2 separate regions of the Homo sapiens genome follow, and region 2 is linked to region 1. A link is a loop called in an ENCODE intact Hi-C map of the cell type or tissue named here. Cell type or tissue: mammary epithelial cell. All regions are shown on one strand. Each heading gives the region's core, and the rest is flanking DNA. Links, peaks and the distances in the headings are about the cores only.

What was found. A loop is a pair of places that touch in the nucleus more often than their neighbours do. Peaks named below come from ENCODE experiments on the same cell type or tissue, not always from the same donor. Only the 100,000 strongest peaks of a DNase experiment are listed, where the experiment ranks them.
Region 2: a loop joins it to region 1, with 3 times the contacts of the local background. A loop is called at or near these places in 1 of 110 quality-filtered maps.

The regions. Positions count from the first base shown.
Region 1 is chrX:39,259,489-39,264,872 of GRCh38, reverse strand. The region is part of intron 2 of LOC105373175 (a long non-coding RNA gene); the gene reads left to right. Among named protein-coding and RNA genes, the nearest start is that of LINC01281, 65 kb to the left of the region's middle. In mammary epithelial cell, for the core only: CTCF peaks have their summits at 3,246 (motif pointing left) and 3,728; DNase peaks (open chromatin) are centred at 2,022, 2,942 and 3,672; H3K27ac peaks cover 888 bases.
Region 2 is chrX:39,637,470-39,642,853 of GRCh38, reverse strand. No RefSeq gene overlaps it. Among named protein-coding and RNA genes, the nearest start is that of MIR3937, 21 kb to the left of the region's middle. In mammary epithelial cell, for the core only: no CTCF peak of the experiment used is centred there; a DNase peak (open chromatin) is centred at 2,773.

The sequences.
Region 1 (5,384 bases), core at 176-5,175:
TGGTAGAAGATTGGAGAGCAGGGGGAAGAGAGAAGTCAGAACATTTCACCTCCCTCACTCTCAGTTTCCTAAGGCATCTCTGGCAGTAGAGACATTCCAGATCCCACAAGACAACCTCTCCTTCTGTGGCCACAGCTCTCTGGGGAGCTCTCACCATGGTTTAAGCTCACCCTAGATGGCTCCAGCCCCTGAATTCCATAAAGCCATCCCTGTATCCCTTGAGACTTTAAGGTGGTAGCAGCTTCCCACTGTTGCTAATCTCTGGATTGCCTCATCATTCTCTGTTTGACTTTTTCTCCCTTCCAGTTTGTGTGTAACCAATTCCCTGAATTAACTTGAAAGACTTGGAGAAGTTTTTCTTTTCCTGTCTGGATCCTGATTGATGCACATACATTGTACCCATAAAACATACATATATATGTACATATTCTTGGAAATATACAAACAAAACATGACTGCATATCTCTTTGTAGAATCAAAAAGTTAAACATGGAGCTCGTTTATGGCTTTTGGTGTTGGTTTCCCTCTGTGGGTCTTTTCAGAAAAGAACCAACACCTCCAGTGTTGTGGCTTGCCACTGGAAGTGACACTCAGGTCACCCTCTGATCCCACAAGTGAGAACAGTGCCCTGTATAAAAGGCCACAGTTAATTTTTATTGCACATACGTGTGGAGAGATACCTGCTTGGCCTCCATGTGAGAGCCATAACTCTCTTAAATTGATGTGTCAGCAAACTAAAACTCAATATTTTTTTTCACACAGTATATTTTACAGTCAGAGGCCCTTCCCTAATCGGAATAAAGCAATTTGGCTCCCTGTCATTGCTCACTGAAAACATATGAGCTGGTTGGCATTTCTAGCAGCCCAGATTTATCAGGGTCTCTGATCTGGTGCACGAGAGGTTCAGGGCTGTGGCATGGACAAAAGTGGATTTTTTATGATAGCATTGTGCTGCATCTCTGCATGGGTAGATTTATCCCTTCATTTCAGAAATATTTCTACTGTCTTTAGTCCCAAATCTACTTCAGTTTGAAAAGATTACACACAGTTTGCATGAGGGTTTGGGGTCATTCTGTACCTTGAAAGCTTGAATTTCTATCCTATAAAAAAATTCCCTGAATTGCCCTCTTCAGCACTATGGATTCTGGAAGTTAGAGCTCTGAAATACTAAGTCTCCTGCATGTCAGCTGTCAGCTGCATTAGAATGGGCCAAAGACAGGATTTTTGGAGCCTGAGGGCCAAGGTCTCATCCACCAAGTCTTGTAAATCTGTATCAGAACAGAGCCAACATTCATACAAGTGTGGCTGTGCCATACCTCCCTAAGTTTACATTCCCCTGAGGGCAATGACTGAAGGGTAAGGGAGAATGAAAAACCCTCTCCCTTGCCTGGGGTCACCACAGAATATGAGGTGATTTGCACACCAGCGCTTCCCTGTGGGATCAGGCTGAGGCTGGGACTTTCCTTGACATAAAACCCTTTTTTGGCTTCCTTCCCTTCTCTATCCTGCTTCTCGCACTTCCTTACTGTCCTCCTTGGGAAGCATTTCATTACTAAATCACTCAAACCTGAATCTTCATCACAGGTCTGTTTTCTAGGAACTCAATCTAAGACAGCGTGTTGAAAGTTTCTTATTTCAATCACGTATTGGATGCTACAACATTCCTTCCATGTGGTTATCAAGCATCTGCTTACTTACTTCTAGAGAAGGGCACTCACCACCACCAAGGATAGAAAACCCATGGTGCAGGCAACTCCATACAGCAGAGAATTATTGGACACATAAGCTGGGAGCAGCCTTGGAGGTCATCCAGACCAGTCTCAATTTTGATATGAGAATGTTGTTGATACCCTTTCCTATGTTCCCTTAGCACACTTGATTTCCTAGAAGTCTCGGACAAACTTTGGCATGCAGACAGCTTTCCACTTCAAGAGTTTGCCCTTCACTTCTGACATCACTCTCCAGAATCATGAGCACAACCCAGAAATGTGGGTAAGCTGATGCCCAAGGGGAAATCTTGAATGAATGGGGAATAGGAGTTGGTGCGCAAATGCCCCAGCCTTCCCATCCTCCAGGGAAGCTGACTCAGAGGTGTGATCCACATGTTGTTTCACCTGGCTCCACACAGCATTGAATGTTAATTGCCTTCAGCATAACCAGCTCATTAACACACATTTATTACCTTTCCTCCCCTCTATCACTCTCCTTGTTCCCTTACTTGCAGTTCTTGAGACCACCTTGCAAATAAATGACCTATACCCAATCTTCATCTCAGCATCTGTTTTGAGGGAATTCAAACTAAGACAGGAGCCCAGAGAAGCTAAAGGATTTCTGTTCCTTTTCCCTGGGGAGGCTACTCTTCCCACTAAATGAACTTCTTTTCTGAAGATCCACTGAACTGGCAGAGTCCATTCAATGAGACATCTTGAGCCTCAGCCCCTGAAGCTCCACGCCAAGGCTCTCAACATGATTCTATTCCATGTGCATTCATTCTGTTGAATAAACCACAGTTCAGCTTTGTTCAGTAATGCTTTACTTGAAACTTTCCTTAATATATTATATTTTATAACTCATTTGCATAAACACATAGTATTGTATTTATGTTTATAGTATACATATTTTCTTAGGACACATTTTCTATGCCATAATTGGATTGCTGTGCTTGTTTATGTTACTTGTATTACTAATTAGGGAACAAGTCAGGCCTCCTGATCCCCAAGTCCACACACATTAACCCACTGTGGCCACTGACAGCCCTACTAGGCTCCTCTAAAAGCTCAACAGAGAGACTTTCCAGCAAAGTTCCTCTGCTTAATGACATATGACTTTGACCTCAATCCCCCATGCACCCCTGTGAGGAACCCCTGGATCTAGTGAGCAAAGGTGAATCATGGCAAGCCACAGGATTCCATTGCTCCTCTGGCCTAAGGCCCAGACTGAAGTATGTCCATGCATCATCTTTTTCTCTGCCCCATCCAGTTCCTGCCAGGGTTCCTTCAATGTGGGAAGGGCCACTCCTATGACATCAGCCATAGGGGAGAATTCTCAAAAGGTTGCTTTCCGAGGGAAGATAAAAAAACAAAACAAAACAAAACAAAAACCATTATGCATATACAAAACCCTTTAACCTCCTGGCTAGGCACAGTCAAAGATCACCTACCCACTCCTGGGCCCAATAATATCCTTGACCTTGACCCATTTCTACCAGTCCTCCTCCTCCCCAGAGCAGAGGGAGGAGAGAGAAGCCTTGAGCTCCCCCTAGAGGTTACATGTTTCCACTTACTGTTTCTTTATCAAGTGTTGGGAGTTTGTGAAGAATAAAGATACTTATCTATTGAAGAACAGACTTATGTAGGGGCTACATATTGGTAATACACATTATATATACTTCATAATTTCATATCTGAGCCAAGCATGATTAAAAACAAAGTATGAACTATATACTCTGTGCAATGCTTAGAAAAACAATTGTCAAGAGTCTCTCAGTAAATACTATCACAGTCTCACTCTTGAATAACAAAACTATGTTATTATATGTGTGATTATAAATTGGAAATATGTAATATGGGTGACTACTTAAGAAAGAACTAAAGAACATTATTGTGAATCCTGTCTCCTGCTACTAGGGATAAATGTAAATTGGGTGAGGTCATGATTACTCAGGCCCCATTTTGAGTTCAAGATGAATAAACACAGACAGATGAGGACTGTAATACTCCCTGTGGCCACCACAAGGCTAACAAAATACCTCTATGCAAGCAATATAACTACAGAAACAAACCTGGCACACTTACATTATATTTTTCTAGGTACCTGGTAATCTTTATGACCGATATGGCCTTGCACACTTACATTATTTTTTTCTAGGTACCTCGTAATCTTTATGACCGATATGGCCTATAACACTGTCCAATCTGAGTGTAGAAGTCTGAACTTCAAGCTCCAGCTCAACCACTAAATAGCTGATAAACCTCATGAAAGTTTCTTAACGTCTCTGAACCAGAAATTCCTTAATGGTGATGTGAAGCTAATGGTAATGGCTCTATGTCTTATAAGATGCCTGTTGAGTATCACATGCAAGAAGGTATAGAACTGGCAATCATGACCCATTTGTGCTCATCAATGAATAGGCCATTTCTACAGAGGGGTGACAATAGGTATATAGATGTGAAGGCTGGTTTGAGGTGTAAGGGGAAGGGGCATGGCCATAGGACATGTTTTCCTTCACTTAGCTTGAGATTTTTTTGAGGAAATTATAATATAGGCTTCCATAGATATATAGATAACAGGTAGGCTTCCATAGATATATAGATAACAGATGATAGGTAGCATTAGAGTGTAAGATCCATATGGATATGAATTTGCTTCTTTTGATCACGAATATAAATATGCACTTAACACAGAGCAGTTAATTAACAAGTATTTGTTAAATTAATTGATTTGCTATTTCTTATGTACTAATTGATTTGCTATTTCTTATGTACTAATTGATTTGCTATTTCTTATGTACTTGTCTTTCCAGTTCCTACAGCTGGGAAGACAATCCCCAAAAGGGAGCCCTTGTGTTTTTTAAAAGAGAAGTGAAGGCAGCCTGTGTAAAACTTGTGCCAGGTGCTGTCTGAACAAGTGTTCGTTTGTGGGCTCAGGGTGGTGCCCAAGTCTTAGAACTTAGAACAAAGAAGAGAACTCAGAGCAGAGAAACTTCAGCAGGACATTTTTTTTTTTTTTTTTTTTGCATTGCTGGAGTGGAGGGTGAGGTTTCAGACACAGAGCACGGGAATGTCCAGGGTAAGATGGGGACTCAGAATGAGTGAACTTGGTGAAGCTAAGTGGGTCTCCATCAAGTCCATCATCAGTACACACTCTGGGTGCCCTATTATAAAGGTCTTGAGAAAAGAAGTGCCTGGGTCAACCTAGCCCCAAACCAAGTAGATGCTAGAGCCTGCGGATTCTCTACTCAGAAAGAGTCTCCTGAAATCGGGATGATCTACTCAGAAGAACACTGGAGAAAGGGAAGCAGCCTGACACTATGAAATTTTTACTGCAGATCAACAAGGGGGCTGGAGAAATGGTTCTCATTTCCTGACACCTGATTGGAGGGGGTTCAAGGGTCATGGGAGGAGAGGAAGTAGAGATGGCAGGTTTAGACAAAAGCAGTTTTACTATAAAGATGGGGAGGAGAATGGATGGTGGCTGGAGAGATGTGTGCACCAGGGAGGTTTCTAAAGTATTTTTTAATGGCAGGTATTACAGCATGTTTTTATGCTGATGGAAATGATCCAGTGAAGAGAGAAAAACGGAAGAAGCAGGAGAGAGAAGAGATAACTGCAAGACCCAGGCCTTGAATAAGCAATAGAGGATGGGATCCAGTTCACACCTAGTGG
Region 2 (5,384 bases), core at 288-5,287, 380 kb before region 1:
TGCTTTTTTCCGTTGAAAAGAATCAGTCGTGTCTATGGATGGGCATACCTTAGGCACTAAGTGCTTTTGTGGCTGTCCTTTGCTGGTCATTGCTCCTCCTCTGCCCCCAATTCCCCTTCTTTTCTTCCCCTCCCCTCTTCTATTTTCTCCCTGAAATTCTTCCCCCTTTCCTTCCATTCCTTTTCTCCTTTTTTTGTCTTCCAGACTCTTCCCTGCCCCCATGCTGGTCTTCCTGCCCCCATCTTTCTCCTCTGCTGTCCTTTTCTCTCTCCTCTTCCTTTCACACCGTTCGCTTCTGGGAGTGGGGTGACTGGGAGGGGGGACCCTCCCTACTCCTCCTCCTCATCCTGTACCCCTTTCCCCTCTGTTCTGTCTCCACAGCGCTGATCCTTGCTTTTCCAGCCCTCGGTGCTGTTTATTTTCCATCTGTGTTGTTGCTGCCATCACTGGCTGTGCTTCCTCCTCTCCTCTTTTTATCTCCAGCCCGTGTTTGTCTTGGGTTGGCCAAGTTTGGCCTCTGGCCCCAGACAGTCTCGGCTGCCTCTCCGTGCCCTCGCCCTGCCCCCTCCAACCTCCAGCCTGCCGGCTCACAAAGCAGCTGCTCTGAGGACCACTAAGTGTGATGCAGTTTTGGAAGGTTTTCTAAGTATAGATAAGAAAAACGAACAGGATAGGCTTTCCTGGCCCCTTGCCGGAGTCATGTTACAGCACCGATCAGGAGATTATCGAGAATTAGTTAGTGCTTCTTTTAAATGAAGCATTTAGAAATTGTTGGCATCATTGTTGTGACGAAGGGTAGGGAACAATCTCTGTCGGTGGGACAACAGCATGTGGCTTGGCATTTGTCCTGTGGAGAAGTCAAACATGTCAGAGGCTGACATTCTCATATGGAGGTGACATTAAACAAACAAGGTGGCAGGGAACTCTTTAAATCACCTGCAATATTGCGAGCAGTCAATCAATAGCTCTGACAAGCTGGGGCCACACACTTGCTGTGACCGCTGGGTTTTGCTTCTCACAGAAACATGCTTGACAGGAACTGTGCTGCTAATTTGGGGCACGATGTCTGTCTCCCTACTTTGACTTTCCCCCACTACTAGTGCATTTTTAAAAAGTGACCCTTTAAAAGACCCAGGCTGAAGGGTATTTCTACCTACTGCTAAGTATGTGAGATTACTTGGAAATATCAGATTGTTGACCAATATTTTCTGTTTTCCTGGGCGGGTGTCAGAGGCACTAACTCACACATAAAGTAGCCCACTCGATTTTAATCCTTATTTATAAAAGTAAAGACAGGGTCTGGAGAAGCCCAAGTGAGGCTGGCTCCCAAAGGAAAACTGTAAGGCTGTCAGTTCCTTGACCAAGATACAAGGCCGACCGTGCTTCGTTCCACGGCAAGAGAACGCGCTTAAAATCTAAGTGCTCCTGGGAGAGAGGGTAGGGGTTGGGCTTCAATTCATGCTAAGTTATAAGTCGCTAATATTAGAAAGTCATTCTTAGTCAGGTTTTGGTTGAGGAAGACCTGCTTGAGTGCTCTTGTTGATCAAGCATGCAGAGGGATGTGGGGGAAGAGAGTGTCATGCTAGGCAGTGCGGACAGCAACTGGCACAAAACTAGGTCCTCTCTGGTGGGATTAGAGGCCCAGGAAAATCACAGAAGCCATTCCCCAACATGTAGCCAGGTGTGGTGAGTAGCGTCCTGTTTTCATCATTGAAACTGAGAACATAAACCTCAGATCCAGCAGTGGGGAGAGGTGTTGCTGAGGAACCAAAACAACTGAAGAAGGGCAGGGGAGGGATGTTGTTTGGCACAGTCAGGAAGCCAGAGACCAGCAGAGAGAGTGACAGTAGAACAGACACTTTAGGGTGGACAGCAGTGAGGCAAATGTTTTGTGGGGCAGGTGGTGTTCACTCAAAGTATTTCAAGGTCAGAAGGAGGCTTAGAGGACATCTCTCTACTTGAATATTTCTAGCAAAGAATAATTCACAGTTTCTGAAAACTTGTTTTAATTCCAGAGAGCTCTAAAGGTGGGATCTACCTTTGTAATCAGTCTCAAAAGATTTTAGGACTCTCAGTGTTATGAAGAGTAAATCTGAGTCTGTTTGTGCTGCCATAACAAAATACCCAAGACTGAGCAATTTATAAACAATAGAAATTTATTTCTCACAGTTTTGAAGACTGTGAAGTCCAAGATCAAGGCACCAGCATTCAGTGTCTGGTGAAGGTCTTCTTGCTAAAGAAGAGCAGAAGAAAGCAAACCCATTCCTTCAAGCCCTTTTATAAGGGCCCTAATCCCATCTATCAGGGCTCCACCCTCATCATTTAATCACCTCTTAAAGGCTTTACCTCTCAGTACTATCACATTGGCCATTAAGTTTCAATGCATTAATTCTGGGGGTCATATTCAGATCACAGCAAAATCGAACTCCTCTTTCATATGAAAGCTTTTCACATGTTTGAAAAACGTGTGCTCCCCTTTTCAGCATAAATGATATCAGTGTAACCAACTGCTCCTTATATTCTGTGGCCTTGTGACCCTTCATGGTTCCCACTGCCCTCTAGTTTGTCAATGTCCTTCATCAAATGTGACTCTCAGAACTGCACACAGTTCTTGTTCCAGTTAGCTGGTGCTGTGTAACAACCAACCACAAAAATCCCAGGGGAATGCAATAGTAAGCGTTTATTTAGCTCACGGGTCTCTGGATCAGCTGGGCGCCAGGTCATCTAGGCTGCCTAATTGACTAGGAAACTCTGCTGTTCTTGACTGGACTTGCTTACATTTCTGGGGTCAGCTGATCTAGGCTAGGCTTGGCTAGGGCTGTTCAGTCTGCATCATGCGTCTGTCATCCCTTCCTGGGACTAGTGGGCTTACCCAAGAATGTTCTCATTAAGATGGCAGATGCATAAAAGAGCAAGGCTAATTGTATAGATGCTTTTCCAAACTTTGGTCATGTCAAGCCTGCTAACAAAACAAGTCACATGGCCAAACCTAAAGCCAAGGGGGAAGGGGAAGTCTGACTTTTTTGTGGGAGAATCTTTAAAGTGACATGGCAAAGGGCATGGACAATGGGAGGGCTTAAGAAATGTAGATTTGACTTGATCAGATCAAAGGAGAGCTAGATTATTCTCTGTCTTTCTGGAAGGTATGTTTCTTTCAATTCAGCCTAAGATTTAATGACCTTTTTAGATAGCCATACTAATGGCTTTCAGTGAATTTGCTGTCAAGTAGAAACTGAGGTTTTTTACATATGCTTGCCAAGCTCTGGACCTGTGCTATTGACTTCTTGGAGCCAAATGCAGGATATTACCTTTATTCCTATTAAATTTTGTCTTAATGGAACCAGGGCCCCAAATATTCAAGTAAGACAGAATTCATACCCCTTCTTTCATGTCTCAAATTATGTGCAAGTTTTCTCTTTTTTATCTTTGAAATTATCTTTCATCATGATATAATCAGGACTCTTATTGGTGTCAACGATAATAATGTTGAATTGACTTGATGAAGACCGAGTCCCATGTCCCACTGTAAGAGACTGTCCTCTGAGTTGCCAGGGGTCCATTCTGCATTCCTTGGGTCTGGCATATTAAATATTAGAAATTCATCTCATTTAATCATCATCCAGTCTCCATTTCTCCATTGTGTCCCCAGGGATGCAAAGAGACTTTGTGGCATACCTGTTATGATTACATAAAGGACAGGTAGGATTTAGAAAGGAAATGAGAGAGTTGCCATTCAAGAGTGAGGGAGCACATCCAGCAAGGTCTTCAGAAGGGATGAGTATGGGTGTATAGGTGGGTACAGAGTCTTCAGATAGGCACAAGAAAGCTCATGATATGGAGCTGTGGAAGATAAGGCCAGGAAGGGAAGCTGGGTTCATGTTATGAAGCATCTTGCATAGCTGGATAAAGATTTTGGACTTTTTCCAATAAGTATGGATTTTCCAAAACTTACGCAGAGTACATTGTCTCTTTAGAGGTTCCTGAGGGGTGGCCTTGCCTTGGGGATTGTGGTAAAGACAACTTGACCCCAGCATCTGTTCTTCTTTTCTTCTTCAGTTATAGTCCTCCTGATTTTTTGCAGGGTGCATGGATCCCCAGAAAAAAAGACTACATTTCCCAGCCTCCCTTCCATCTAGGTGTGGCCATGTTATCATGTTTTAGCCAATGGGGTTTAAGTAGAAGTTGACATAACGTCCAGGATAAGGTACAAACTTCTTCATCCTGTCCAGCTGGCTGTATGCAGATCTTTGATCCTGAAGTGACATTGGAAGCCATTCACATCAGTGTAATAAAATAGGGGTAACCTGAGTCCCAGACCACAAGGAGTGCCATATCAATCATGCAATGATTATTACAGATTTCTTTGATGTTAGCAGTAAATAAAATTCAATCTATGTATTATGATGGATTTCTCTTACAGCCAATCCAATCCTAAGCAAACAGAGGGATAGAAAACCAAGTGGAGATCCTTGTTTATCTGTTTAATCTGTTGGGGTTTTGCTAAGAAGAAAGGACTATAGTGCTGGGCAATGGAGATCCACAAATGGTTGATAAGGGGGGAGGGGCACGGTAGCAACTGTGCTTAACAACAACTACCACAATAACAACAATAAAGATAAATCTGGCCAAGATGTGCAAAGGAGATCCAATGGTAGTATGAGACCAGTTGGCTCCTGACTGTCTCTGTGCATTGCTGGGAAGGCAGCCATGATGTGGTGATTGAGAACCATGGATATCCCATCCACCAACAAACCAGTTACTCTTGTACTTATGGGCACGTGGAGTTGTGCCACACTGATCCCTTCTCCTGAGTCACTTCTATGCTCTGGCCCCTGGTCTCCATGGTCCCGTTGGATGGGTCATTACCCCAATTTACAAGATGCTTAAGTCAGCCTGGAGTAGAAGAATACTGTCCACATGAGCTTGTCTTATTGACGCAATGGCCAAACATGCCCAATATGTTAGTAATCAGAATTACTTTCATTTTCATTGCTTATAACACAATTACAGTTAGTAAATACCTGTTTATCCCCCAGGAATGAACAAATGGACCCTCTCCCATGTCTTATAGTAGATGGGGGGAGAGGATTAAGGAATGAAGAGGTGTGGTACAAATTTCACAATCATTGAGTGAGGTATTTAACATTTTTTATTTCTATGAAATTGAACTGAAATTGGCTTGGTGTTTGCTCTAGTTTACCAAATTGTAGAAAACTTGACCTAACCCTCCATATAAACTGAGTCACTTACAGATTTAAAAAAAAAAAACTCAAAAAAGAAACCCCCCAAAAAACAAAAAAACCTCCATCAGTTTAGGTTTCTGCCCCCGACTTCGAGTGCTTCTGAGCTCTGTTGGGCTGACTGTTGTCCTGGCATGGGAGCAA